Regions from separate parts of the Mus musculus genome. Here region 2 is linked to region 1. Evidence: chromatin loops called from intact Hi-C (ENCODE). Cell type or tissue: gastrocnemius. All regions are shown on one strand. Each heading gives the region's core, and the rest is flanking DNA. Links, peaks and the distances in the headings are about the cores only.

Region 1 (8,107 bases), core at 1,788-6,787:
TCAGACACCTAAACTCTTCATTTTTTAAAAAAATTAAAACTTCTAATTCCATTTAAAACCCTTCCATATGCCTCTTCAACCCAAAATCAGACCACTATAAAGCAAGTATTCTACGATTTCATCCATAAATATTTCAATATTTCATCTTAAGCCATACCAATTACAAGAAACTTGTTCGTGTAACTTTGTCCACTGGCACCCATTCAGCTGCACTCACCAAGTGTGTAAACATTTCTGAAGGGCCTTACACATCAGGGTCTCCTCAGGCCCCCTTCCTGCCTAGGCGGGAACTTTTGTCTAACAGAGCAGTGGATTCAGGCTGGGGGGCCCTTCCCCTCCTTGGTGTGGGCTCCGCACACTGCTCTAGTAACGGCACTGAACAGAAGTGGTGCCTTCTCCCCACTGCTCCTTTAATACCAAGCCCTCATGTCTGCTAAGTCCCTCATTTCCTATCATGAAAGCTGCATGGGTACCACTTATGCTGTGACACAAGAACACAAATTTAGTTCATCTCAGAACAGTAGAAGCCACGGTCACAGAGAAGGCAATCGAGGCACAGAATTCTACAGAATTCTACATCATCCTCCTGTTTGCTTCTCCTCACAGTGGTTTTGAAAAAGTCTTCACTAAAGCCTGAGCCTGAGGAAGGGAAGATGATTCTGAGGCTGAGCACACAGTGCTCTTGCAGAAACCTGGTGGATGCCGGGGCTGCCCATCCCCCTTCCTTGCCCTCTCACGCACTTAGGAGGGGCTTATGTCACCAACCAAGGTAAGATTTTACTCATTTTAGTTTTGTTTAACAGGGCATCCACGATTTCTGTTTTCCTACGTGGTCTCCACTGTCACTGTCCACAAGGTGGCTCACAACCATCTGTAACTCCAATGCCCAGGATCTGACACCCTGTTCGGACTTCTGCAGGCACCAGACCACACATTTGGTGCACAGACATATATGCAGGCAAAACACTCAAACACACAAAGTAAGTCTAAACAACAACAACAAAATTAAAACATCACACCAGGCAAGGAGCTGTAAGCTTATAGTTCCAGCACTTGGAAGTCAGAGGAAACAGGATCCAGCCTTGGCTCCAAAGCAAGACTGTCTCAGGAAAAACGAAATCATAATTTGAGAATCTCCAATTCATTCAGTTGCTTAACTGGTCCACACATAGAGTACATCCCAGAGTCAGGAGTCAGGAGCAGCTCAGCTGTTAACTGACCTGTAACAGTCACACTTTGCTCTGCACAGAACCCTGCAGAAAATGTTAACAAACACTATACACCTTAGAAGAAAAGAAAAATGTTCCTCAAGGAAAGAAAATGAAATCTACCTAAAAGCAGACTCAAGAAGCAGTCATGCTTACAATACCTGGACTCAGGAGGTGGAAGCAAATGGTCAGGAGGCCAGCGTCACTCTTAGCTAGACAGCAAGTTTGAGATCTGTGATCTATGATCCACAAGACCCAACGCTGTCTCAGAGACAACAACAAAGCAAAACTAAAACAGTTCACCCGCTCCCCACACGTTACTAAGTACAGCTTGGCTATGGGTGTCACACTCTGGTAGCATCATGCAGACTACAGCACGCAAGGTGACAAGATGAAGCATGCAGTCTCTACCCCTCAGCACCAAGAACAGAAACAACTGCAGAAGAATGAAAAGAAATCCACTGGAAGCTTCTACGTTGCAGGAACTGATGGCTAACGTTTACTAAGCTTTCAGAGGGAAGCAGCCATTCTGGTAATTCTGGCCCAAGTGAACAGTGGGATTGTCATCATGCTCTGGAAATGTGCTTTATCTGAATTCAATAGCAAGATAAATGCTACCAAAAAAGAGTTTTAAAATAAAACCTATTTTCCATATAACAAGAGGAAATCTCTAGATAATTCAAAGAACACCAACGGGCTCTCCTAATCCAGGAGAGAATAATATAAGCAGGAGGCACAGCACTGCCTGCCCATGGGCACAAGGACACCTCAGCATGGCAGGGACTGGGAGCTGGGCACACAATCCTGGGGCCCAGCAGGATCCCGCAGACCACTCACAAAGAGAGGAGCCCTGGACTACAAAGGGGTTAGATTTTGTTGCAGACAACAGGGATCCAGCTCCCTTGGCAGGCTTCCTACCCAGCCACCCCTCAAGTCCTTCTAGATAGCTCTCCAACTTCCTATGTCCTAAGCTACTGACTGGAGTAGTAATGGATGGTTTTGACTGTCAACCTGACATAATGCACAGTGAACAAGAAGGCCATCTCAGGAGGAAAACTGCCAAGGTTAGATTGGCCTTCAACTGCGATAGTTTCCTCTCATCAACTCCTGACATGAGGCCTTCACGAAATGTCAAGTCTTGTCATTCTCTACCCAAGGTCACTACTGCAAACATTACCAGGCAAGCTCTGAAACACAAGAGTGTCACCATCCTGACTCGAGAATGCAGTAACTGGCATGGTCCTGGCAAACAGTGTGAGTTTAAATTAACCATTACGTAGTGAGCCTCAAACTCTCTTGCTCTCAAAGGACAAGTCAGGCCATCCCAGGTTCTCCTCCAGCAATGTCTCAGGACTGTGACTGCCTTACCTACTCGTATCAATACTTGATTCCTCCCTGAAGGCAAGAGCAGGATGGGATACAATCCAATACAGCCTTCCTCACGCAGTGACTTAAAAGGTTACACTCCTTCAGTAAGGATGTCTTTACCCTCCGCTTCCCCTAACACCTCCAGGCTAAAGATAACACAATCCTTCCTTAGCTGTCACATCCCCTCCAAGAGTGTTGTAGCACACTACCTTTTGGGTTTTTTAATATTTTATTTATTTGAGGCGGGTATACACACACAGTACACACATGGATGCCAAAGGGTCACCTGCAGGAGGCAATCATCTTCCTCCACTATGTGTCCTGAGAGCCAACGCAGTGTGAGGCATGTCAGCTCCAGTATCTTTACCAGATGAACAATCTCACCTGCCCCAGGATTTATAAATACTGGGTACTAAATACCCAGTATTAAAGATTCTAGCTTTAGATAACTGCATGTATAAACACACACTATCTGTAATGTCTAATGGAAGCCTTTTATCATCTTGTCTACATAAATTGTTGACTTGACACAGCTTAAGAGTCATCCGAGAGCAGAACACCTAGATCAGAATGGCATGTGGGCATGTTTGTGGGACTGTCGTAATGAACAGTGTGGGAGGTACCACCCAGAGGTAGGAGGGCCTTGGCTCTATAAGGGCAGCTGAGGTAAGCATGCAAGAAATCCAGCAAGCAGCACTTGTCCATGTTCCTGCCTTGAGTCCCTCCCCTGCCGTCCTTCAGAAATGGACTGTGTGACCTGGAAGTACAAACCAAATACACCCTTTCCTCCCAAGCTGCAGTAGTCAGGATATTCTATCAACCTAGAACACACCTAGGTATCAATTTATCAGTTAAGCTCAACCACAAATTCCTCTAAAAGCTATAGCTTATCTTAATAACATTTGGAAAAATTGAGCATTTACACATAGTATTATTAAAGTTAATAAGTAAAAGATGAGAAAAGGAAGAGAAAACCCAACCAGAAAAATCAACTTAGTTATATGATACTGAAATACAGGAAAAGAAAGTTTTATACAGTGAAATGTTTGATCATCTACTATCTAATCTTACCTACTCTCATCTACTAATTAAATATTAAGGGCCTACCTAAAAGCCGCTTCCCAAAAGCAGTTCATTCCACAAACATCAGAGGGCAGCATCCAATAGGGATTCCAGTAACTCAGAGAGAACTCTTTACACCTGACAGTGGAAGAAATAACAGGCCTGGTGAGCATTCACATTAGGCACTACCGAGGAATTTCCTGAATAACAATCACTTTATGCTCAGCTTTAGAGCAACCAAACTGAAAACCCAATTGCTATAGAAAAACTGAAGCATTTTCAGAAAACCAATGTCTTCTTAGGGCTCAAAATTTTAAAAAAACCCACTAGGTGAGAATATCTTATGAATAGAAATGTTTTCAGGTCAGGAACTCTTTGGAAACATTAAGATCTCCTCCCTCTGACTAAGACACCGATACATCTTATCTTTTTCTTCTTAGATTATGGGTACTATCTTAGAAAATTCATTTCACCAACATCTGTTTATAACAAAAATAAAATGTCACAAATGCAGGTATAATGGGAGAAAAGAATCATTAAATACATTCCAATTGATTGACTGAAATTACTCATGCGGTGTTTCAAGCTGGCCACGAGACCCGGCGCTGACAGCCTTCACGCCTACCCCTGCTTCGCTGCGCTGCGCTGCGCTCCAAACGCTGAGCTGAGGACACTGCAGCTTTCCTCCTAAGGCCGGAGAAAAGCTGGCTCATGCTGCAAAATGGTTCACGGTCACTGCCTTCCAATGCAGCCATCTGACGCTGACCACCCTTAGGGACAGAGTCGGGCACGTCAGTGACCTAGGACACCTCATCCTAGCAGCATGGGGCTCTGTCTTCTCCATGGAGTCAATTAAAAGTTACTATTCTGATATCAAAAGATCTATAAAATGTCAGACTTGCAAAACTCTTGTGTCTAATGTCCCACAAACCGCCTTGATCTATGATCTAAGACTGGAGTCCTCAGCCGGAAGTCCTATTACCATCTCTAGGAAAGGTGCATACCAGACTAATGATGAAATACGACTCTGGGACCAGGGTCTGACTGGTGATCTTTTAGATACTGCCTGTTGATTTCTGTACACTATTGTATAAACAACTACAGCACGAGAATGTTAAGATCACTAGGAAAACTTGTACTGTTACACAAGGTTTTCCTGACAGATATACCTAAGCCCACAAAGTTATATGTCTTAATTTTAAAAAGTTAGTCAGGAAAATAAATGTGTGTCTAATAATAATGCTTGTCTCTTGATTAGAAACGCCCTTTCTTATAGGCAGCCAAACTCAGTGGTACCCTAACTAATAACATATATTTCAAATTGTGTCAAATTCAAGTGCCTGAAGATCCATTTAATAAGCCTCACAAACTTTTCAGATAAAGACATTTTCAGTGTTATTTTAACAGTTTATTTACAATCAACACCTAGCATGTACCTTTGTTCTTGGCCAGGGGTAGCGGTGGAGGTGGGAAGGGTGGGCATGGGGGACTGGAACTAACCAGATTATTCCATGTCTCCTGTCAAACCGCACAACAGGGTAACAACGGAAATGAAAATAGAAATCTCAGTTTTCCAATAAAAATTACTTTGTGAAGTTGGGTGTAACAATGCCATTTTCTTTGCAGCTCTCACTTGTTTTAGACAACAAATCATTTGTGCATTGTTTCCAAAATCTGTCTGGTCCTAAGGTCACTTATTAGACCGACAGATACAGGGTCCTAGCCTCTACCTCATTAACCAAGCAGCAGCAGGGTAACTGAAGTAACCAAGGCCAAGCCTGAATGAGAAACAGTGTAGCAAGTGTAGCAAGCAAGCGTCCACACGGGACTCAGGAGTGGAGCACAAGCCTGGAATTCTGTAACCCCAGAGCATGACACAAGAACGCTCTGGTTACAGCCCCACCGAAGAACTGTTCATCAGAAGTACCGCCACTGGCTTGTCTACTATGCATAGGTATATGGACTGCTGGACCCGTTCATCCCCTCAAACGTCTAATGAGTTTTAATCTTATAAAATTTTAGAAATACACAAAGGTCTTCTCTGGATTTTGCTGGTGTCAAACAATGAGGTCAAAGTTCAGAAAGTTCAGAATGCCAATAAACTCTACAGCACTTCTATCAGCAGGCAGGTAGATTTCTTGTCTCATCCAAAATCTAGGTATATTCTTACTGTTTTAATGAATACACTGCCCTTATTTTTAAGCATGGCAACTTTTAAACTCTGCTTCTTGGCCTTTGAGCCCAGGGACACACACTTTAAGATACTTTAAGAGAAATAACATGAGCAGGTGCAAGGTAGCCATCCAAGCAGAAGGCAGCACTAAATGCCAGTTCTGTGGCAAGCTGACCTACTGGGTACTCTCCCAGTCAGCTTCTGGGCCAACTTCCTCCTATCAACACCAAGTTCTGCTTTCTCTTCCTGTTTATTCAATACATTATCAACTCAATGATCAAATATACTGGCAAACTCCAGTGAGTAAAAAGCCCAGATCACACATGTCCAGTGGGGAATGAGAAAATATCATCTTTGATATTGCAATGTGGGATACCTACCCAATTCTCCAATAGCACTCGCGTGTACTCCTACCCTCTGAGGTAAGATAGGATTTCCTATCTGGCTGGACCTCTTTAGTCTGGGTTTCAGAATGAGATGCTCAATGTAGAGTCATAGCCACAGTCTCTTAATGCTTCACAAATTGTTATTGTGGGAGCTGGGGAGATGGCTCAGTGGTTAAGAGCACTGACTGTTCTTCCAAAGGTCCCGAGTTCAAATCCCAGCAACCACATGGTGGCTCACAACCATCTGTAATGAGATCTGACAAGATCTTCTGGAGTATCTGAAGACAGCTACAGTGTACTTACATATAATAAATAAATCTTTTTAAAAAAAGAAATTGTTATAGTTTATTGTTAGTTTATAAACTACTGAAAAACTTGAGTTGTTAAAAAAGCAAGAGTAATGTAAGCCATAACTCTCTTTTAAGGCATTAACTTAGGGACTAGCAACACGGCTCCGCAGGTAAAGCGGCTTGAAGCTCATCGTGACAACCTGAGAACACTCTGGAACCCACACAGTGAAAGGAGAGAACAGACCGCTGCAGGCTGTCCTCCAACCTCCATAGTCACTAGGGCACACATATGCACACACAAAATAAGTTATTAAAAAGGTACAAGTTTAAGCCACAATATTCCATTACTTCCACTCCTAAACACTCAAGAACACTAAGATTAGCTATGTTTGTAGGAAAAATGTCTATGGCCCGGTAGAGTGATAGAAGGAGGAGATCACCTCAGGCCAGAGAATGAGTGTGAGGCTAGCCTTAGCTACAAGAGACCCTGCCCCAAGACAACAACAAAAGTAAAGGCAAATGAGTGTTCACAACACCATTATTCCTAACAGTCAAACAGTGGAAAACCACCCAAATGCCTATCAGCTAATGAACGAAATGTGTTAGATTTGTTTAATAAAATAGTACCAAGTGTAGTCATCCATTCTATGGGTGAACCCTAAAAGACAAACTAAATGAAAGAGGGTAAACTCAAACTCTACTTTCAAGGATTCAGTACGAGAAATGTTCGGGATAAGCAAATCTGCAACCACAGCAGACTTGCAGGATCGTGGGCTGCAGGGCTAAGAAACAGCGTGGGAAGGTACTACTAACAGATACAGGGCTCTTTGTGGGCAGTCAGTAAACTCTATTAAGAGCGAATGCAGACATATAAAACTTGACAGTTTTAGGGTGTTTCTTGGTTTTAACACCATGTTGGAAAACACACAGAAGAACATAGGCAAGATTTAAAATTTCCCATTGGGGGTTGAGGAGACTTCACTCAGTAAAGTGAGAAACAAGCATGAGGCCGGTCGGGATCCTCATCGCACAGGTAAAAAGCCAAACACGGCAGCACGCCTGGGACCCCAGTGCTGCAGGTGGAGACAGGAAGATCCCTGGGTCTGCTGTCCAGCCAGGCCAGCTCCACGGTCAGTGAGAAAGCTGTCTCAGAAAAAAGGCGATTGATAGAAGACATCAAATGTCAACCTCTGGTCCACATACACACATACATACATACATATATACACATATATATGTTAGACACACACACATGCACATGTGCACACAAGTATATACATGGACATATACACATGCATATACTACACGCACAGGAAAGGTTTTACGGATATGTAAGAACACACTAAGAATATGCACACCACCTACCATTATGAAAAACACAAAACAGAAACACTAAGGAAACTGCAAAGAGGATTTACCAGGTAAAGGCAGCTGCTGCTCTTGCAGAGGACCAGAGTTTGATTCCCAGCATGCACATCAGGCAGCTCAAACTGTCTGTAACTCCAGCACCCAGGGACACACAGAGTTAAATAGAAATAAATCCAGAAGAAGAGAAAGTCAAGTGGAGACGTAAGGCTTCTTTGGAGAGTCAGTTGTGCTGGATGGAAAGTCGGAGGCAGG
Region 2 (5,000 bases), core at 1-5,000, 170 kb after region 1:
TACTTCAGTAGATTTTCAAGTCCTGATTATGTGTTGATAAGACTGACATAGTGGGTTAAGAATTGATAAAATTAATTCACTTATCTGTTTATTTTTGTTTTATAGACAGGGTCTCACTGTGTGACCCTGAGGAGCTTCATTTAGATACGGTTGTTGCATATGTGACTCACTCACTTCATACCACAGACTTGACCCGACTCTTAGTTGTGCTGATCAGTGTGTTTGGGTTTATTATTGTTCACACACACACACACACACACACACACACACACACACACACACAGTCAGGATGGTTTCAAACTCACTAAGTAGCTAAGGATGATGTTGAACTTTTTTAAAAAAAAGTTTACATTTAGCCGGGCAGTGGTGGCGCACACCTTTAATCCCAGAACTCAGGAGGCAGAGGCAGGTGAATCTTGGAGTTTGAAGCCAGCCTGGTCTAAGGAGTGAGTTTCCCAACAACCCGGACTTCACAAAGAAACTCACAGAGAGACTTCGTGTCAAGGGGAAAGAATTTAATTCATTTTGTGTGTGTATAAATGTGGATGTGCTCCTGCTCCAGTGCGCATGATGTGGTCAGAGGACAAATTGTAGGAGGCGATTCTCTCCCCATGGTCCCGGGGATTGAATTCCAACTGTCAGGCAGATAGATGCCTTTACCCATCAGCTCTCTTGTCTTTCTGATCCTCCTGCCTCCACCTTCAGAGCGCTGCAGTTATATCTGTGTGCTGTGTGCAGTCAGACCTGTGTGCTGTGTGCAGTCAGACCTGTGGTGTGCTGTGTGCTCAGCTTGATATGGTGCTCCCTACCAACAGCTTCACATCAGCTTACAAAACAAAACTAAAACAAATAAACAAAAATCTTACCAGTGAGATCCTGGAACTCTCAGTCCCAAGTGGGATGTCTCCCTTCCCTCTGTTCTCAGGAAGCTATGTGGAAGAGGATACAGGTTCTTAAGAGCCAGTGGGGATGGAAGACAGCAAGGAAACCAGGCCTCCTACACACAACAGGACTGATGCACTAGAAACTCACAGAGACGGTGGCAACATGCACCAGAGTCCACACAGGTCTAAGCCAGATGGGTTCCTAGTGCTGAGAAGAAAATAGGCCCACGTCCCCACCTCTAACCCTGAGTAGCTCCAGTCAATAACTGCTTCCAGATGAAGCATCCGTTTTCTCCAAGAGATCTCACCTGGGAAACGGACCACACTTAAGGGCAGGCCCCACACCCAGCAGGAGATGGCCAACTCAAAGTGAACTCATGGTATTTTGGAGGTTCTTTGTCTCATGTTGCTTTGGACGTTTTATTTTTCTTTTCTTTTTTAGTCTTCCGTATCTTTTGGTTATATGGTTCCCTAGTTTGTTTTTATGGGATGTTTGTGTGCATGTGTGTGTCTCAGCATCTGTGTGATTTCTCTGTGGCTCTTCTTGTCCTGTTTGTTTTGTCCTATTCTGGTTTGTTTGTTTTCTTTCTTTTGTTTGTTTGTTTATTTGGAGACAGGGTTTCTCTGTGTAGCCCTGGCTGTCCTGGAACTCACTCTGTAGACCAGGCTGGCCTCGAACTCAGAAATAATTCTGCCTTTGCCTCCTGAGTGCTGGGATTAAAGGCGTGCGCCACCACACTCAGCTTTTGTTTTCTTTTTATTTTATCTTCTTATTTTTTAGATGCTTGTTTGTATTCTACTGAGAGGGAAGTAGATTTGGTGGGTGGGAAGGTGGAGAGGATCTGAGAGGAATTGGGAGAGAGAAAACCATAACCAGAATATACTGCATGAAAATAATTTATTTCCAGTATGAAAAGAAAAAAACATAAGAGGCTCAAGAAGCCACAAGGATGAAGCCAGTGAACAGCACTCCTTCATGGTCAGCTTCAGTCCTTGCCTTGATTTCTCTCAATGATGGACTGTGATCATGATAGATAAGCGCAACAAGTTCCCCTGTCCCTCCCCACTAGTCATAGAATCTAGCAACAATATTAAATTATAGGACCAGCTCCCTCAGACATTTACTGCTAATCCCCTGTCACGGATCCTTAGTACATGCTGAACTTCCCTAGAGCCACTGTGATACCCTCACGGCTGACAGAGTAGAGGCGCTTTGCCTAAACAGGTCCTTGGGGAGTTGTTGTGACACCTTTGCCCAAGATGTTAGGCAGCAGGGAGGCAGGGATGAAGTGGCTGAGTACTGATCACCACATTTTGCGCTGTGCTTTGACTGCCCTCTGGTGTTGCGGTTAGGAAACTAACTCAGTGGTTCATCTTTTCAAAGGAAGAGGTAGGTGGTGATTTTAGCTCTGATTTTGATCCTGCTGCTTCTCTTTTCACTGAGCAATCAATAATGATCCTTTAAGCTCTGTAGACAGTCTTTGTTCTCCATGGAATAAGCTTTACTTTTCTGCCTGTTTTCATTCTTTAATCGCACGTCTTTCTGCATGGTAGTTTCTAGCCCTGTTTGCTAAGCCTTCTGTTTCTTTTATCTTTTATTTTCATCCTCACATGCTTAAATCCTGTTCTTTGTACCCAGTCGTAAAGAGAGAGCTAGTAATCTCTTCTAAACTAACATGGCTGTCTATGCTTGTTTACCTAGATAGTGCATGCACACTTCACATGTAACCCGCTCCCACACATGTATGGACCGTCCCTGTTTCTCAGATTGGCCAATCTCATTTCACTGATATTGTGCTGGAATTCTGAGAATCCGCATCCTGTATCTTTTATGCTCTGGCAGACAGTCATCATTCCATCTAAGCTACCACTGTTTCTTCCCTGGGATATGTAAATTCCCCTTCTTCTCTCTTCTCCCTTTCTTATCTTCCCGACTGCATCCACATCTGTTGTGTGTATTGGTTTAGTGTCGGGTTTTCTTCCTGTCCTCAGAGTCCAGAGCTAGCAGAGACCTTGTATCGCCCACTGTGGCATCCTCTTCTCCATTGAGTCTGTAATACAGTTCTTAAGACCTGCTGAGTATGTATCTAGCCACTGACTGATTAGTGACGTCGGAGTGAACCGCACTTAATTACATCAGGATTCCTGAATGCCTTCCATATTGATGCTTCTTTATGTGAGTTACTCTAAATGAATTTTAGGTGATTTTTACTTTTTCCTAGGGAAACATAATTGTTTCTGAAGGGCAGTGTATTTAGGGGGTTATTGATTAGCTAGTGCTCAACTGAACTAAGACAACGAGCTACATGTGTAACGCGGACTGATAATCAATTTAAAATTATTTTCAGAAAAGGCTTTGGGTTTGGTCTTCAGCATAAGGAAAAGAAGGAAAAATAAAAAAATAAAGATAAAAGTATGGGCTGGAGAGATGGCTCAGCAGTTAAGAGCACTGACTGCTCTTTCAAAGGTCCTGAGTTCAAATCCCAGCAACCACATGGTGGCTCAGGACCATCTGTAATGAGATCTGATGCCTTCTTCAGGTATGCAGGCAGAACACTATACATAATAAATTTAAAAAAAAAGACAAAAGAAAAAATGGATAACTTAAATTTAACATGGGAAATATGCTTAATTAAAACTTCTTTGAGCCTTCTCTTTATAGAGGTTCTTTTTAATTTTCTTTCTTTTTTCTTTTTTAAAGATTTATTTATTTATTACATGTAAGTAGACTGTAGTTGTCTTCAGACACACCAGAAGAGGGCGTCAGATGTCATTACAGATGGTTGTGAGCCACCATGTGGTTGCTGGGATTTTAACCCAGGACCTTTGGAAGAGCAGTCAGTACTCTTAACCACTGAGCCATCGCTCCAGGCCTTCTTTTCCTATTAGAGAGGTTTATATCTGAATTTACTTAGTAAGTTTGAATTAGTTGGATGTTTCTCCTGTATAAGGTTTTCCTTCTCTTCCTCCCTACCTCTTGTGTTTCTCTTTTCAGTGCTAGCATCAGACCCAGTGTTGAGCATGTAAAGTGATCCCAACGACTGAGCTGTATCCTCAGCCCTGACTAAATTTTAAGATTTATTTATTTATGCTTACTTACCGCTTTGAATTGATACTGCTTAATACGGTTGTTGAATTTACAGAAAAAGACCACAATGATTTTATAAAGGTGGTAGGATCGGTAAGTCTGTGCCCTGAGGGCACCAGGCTGAGCCCAGGATGTAGTAGCTAGAGACAGCATCAATAATGTCTGGGTTTGATGGATCTCTTTAGTTTGACCTTGGTGTCTTGGGTCTTTCAGGATTTTAAGGTATCCGTGCTATTCTCTTATCAGTGCCCTGCCTCCCCATGAAAACAAACTGATTAACTTCTAACTTTGGAGATAAATGTATGTACAGGTGGGGTGTCTCTTCTGGGTGCCTGGTGAGGAATTTTCAGATCATGTTTTGAAACATTTACATAAACTTTATGGGTGAACATCTCGGGTGTGAACTCTGAAGTGTGGCCCAGCAGGGAGCCTCGTGAGCGCCATGCTGTTGGAGAGCGCCATGCTCTTGGAGAGCGCCATGCTGCTGGAGACAGGCTTCCGACTCTGCAGCCTTTGGATGAAGGATGCCCATCACTAACATGTTTAGAAGGGAGAAACCTCTATTTATGAGCTGCTTTCCTTGGAAAGTTTTGCAATTCCTAGGGGTTTCTGAGAGCAGAAGAGACTGGTTTGTTGTTGTTGTTTGTTTTTCTTCACATTTTGGAATACAGTAGCCGCACACTTAATCTCCTGGTCAAACCCCAGCTGAGAAAAGTGGTATGTGCTTAATCATAGGTTGGTAAAAGTTTCCCGTTAACTAGGGGAAACTTGCCATTTTGTGTACATTTCTGGATAGAGAATGCAATTAACTAATCTTTCTTTTATCCTTCAAAGGGACATGAGAGACGGCTTCAGAAGAAAGAGTTTCTACTCTTCACATTATTCGAGAGATCGGTCTCCCCATAAAAGGGACGCTCCCTTCTTCAGAGAATCCCCTGTCGGCCGGAAGGACTCCCCACACAGCAGATCCGGCTCCAGTGTCAGCAGCAGAAGCTATTCTCCAGAGCGAAGCAGGACTCACTCCTTCC

Evidence for each region. A loop is a pair of places that touch in the nucleus more often than their neighbours do. Peaks named below come from ENCODE experiments on the same cell type or tissue, not always from the same donor. Only the 100,000 strongest peaks of a DNase experiment are listed, where the experiment ranks them.
Region 2: a loop joins it to region 1, with 12 times the contacts of the local background. A loop is called at or near these places in 22 of 42 quality-filtered maps.

The regions. Positions count from the first base shown.
Region 1 is chr15:93,262,188-93,270,294 of GRCm38, forward strand. The region is part of intron 1 of Gxylt1 (glucoside xylosyltransferase 1); the gene reads right to left. Among named protein-coding and RNA genes, the nearest start is that of Gxylt1, 8.9 kb to the right of the region's middle. In gastrocnemius, for the core only: a CTCF peak has its summit at 3,728 (motif pointing right); DNase peaks (open chromatin) are centred at 3,725 and 4,316; H3K27ac peaks cover 942 bases.
Region 2 is chr15:93,436,695-93,441,694 of GRCm38, forward strand. Pphln1 (periphilin 1) reads left to right here. Exons shown (of 9, transcript NM_175363.4): 4 at 4,807-5,000. Among named protein-coding and RNA genes, the nearest start is that of Pphln1, 41 kb to the left of the region's middle. In gastrocnemius, for the core only: CTCF peaks have their summits at 2,221 (motif pointing left) and 3,673 (motif pointing right); a DNase peak (open chromatin) is centred at 2,187.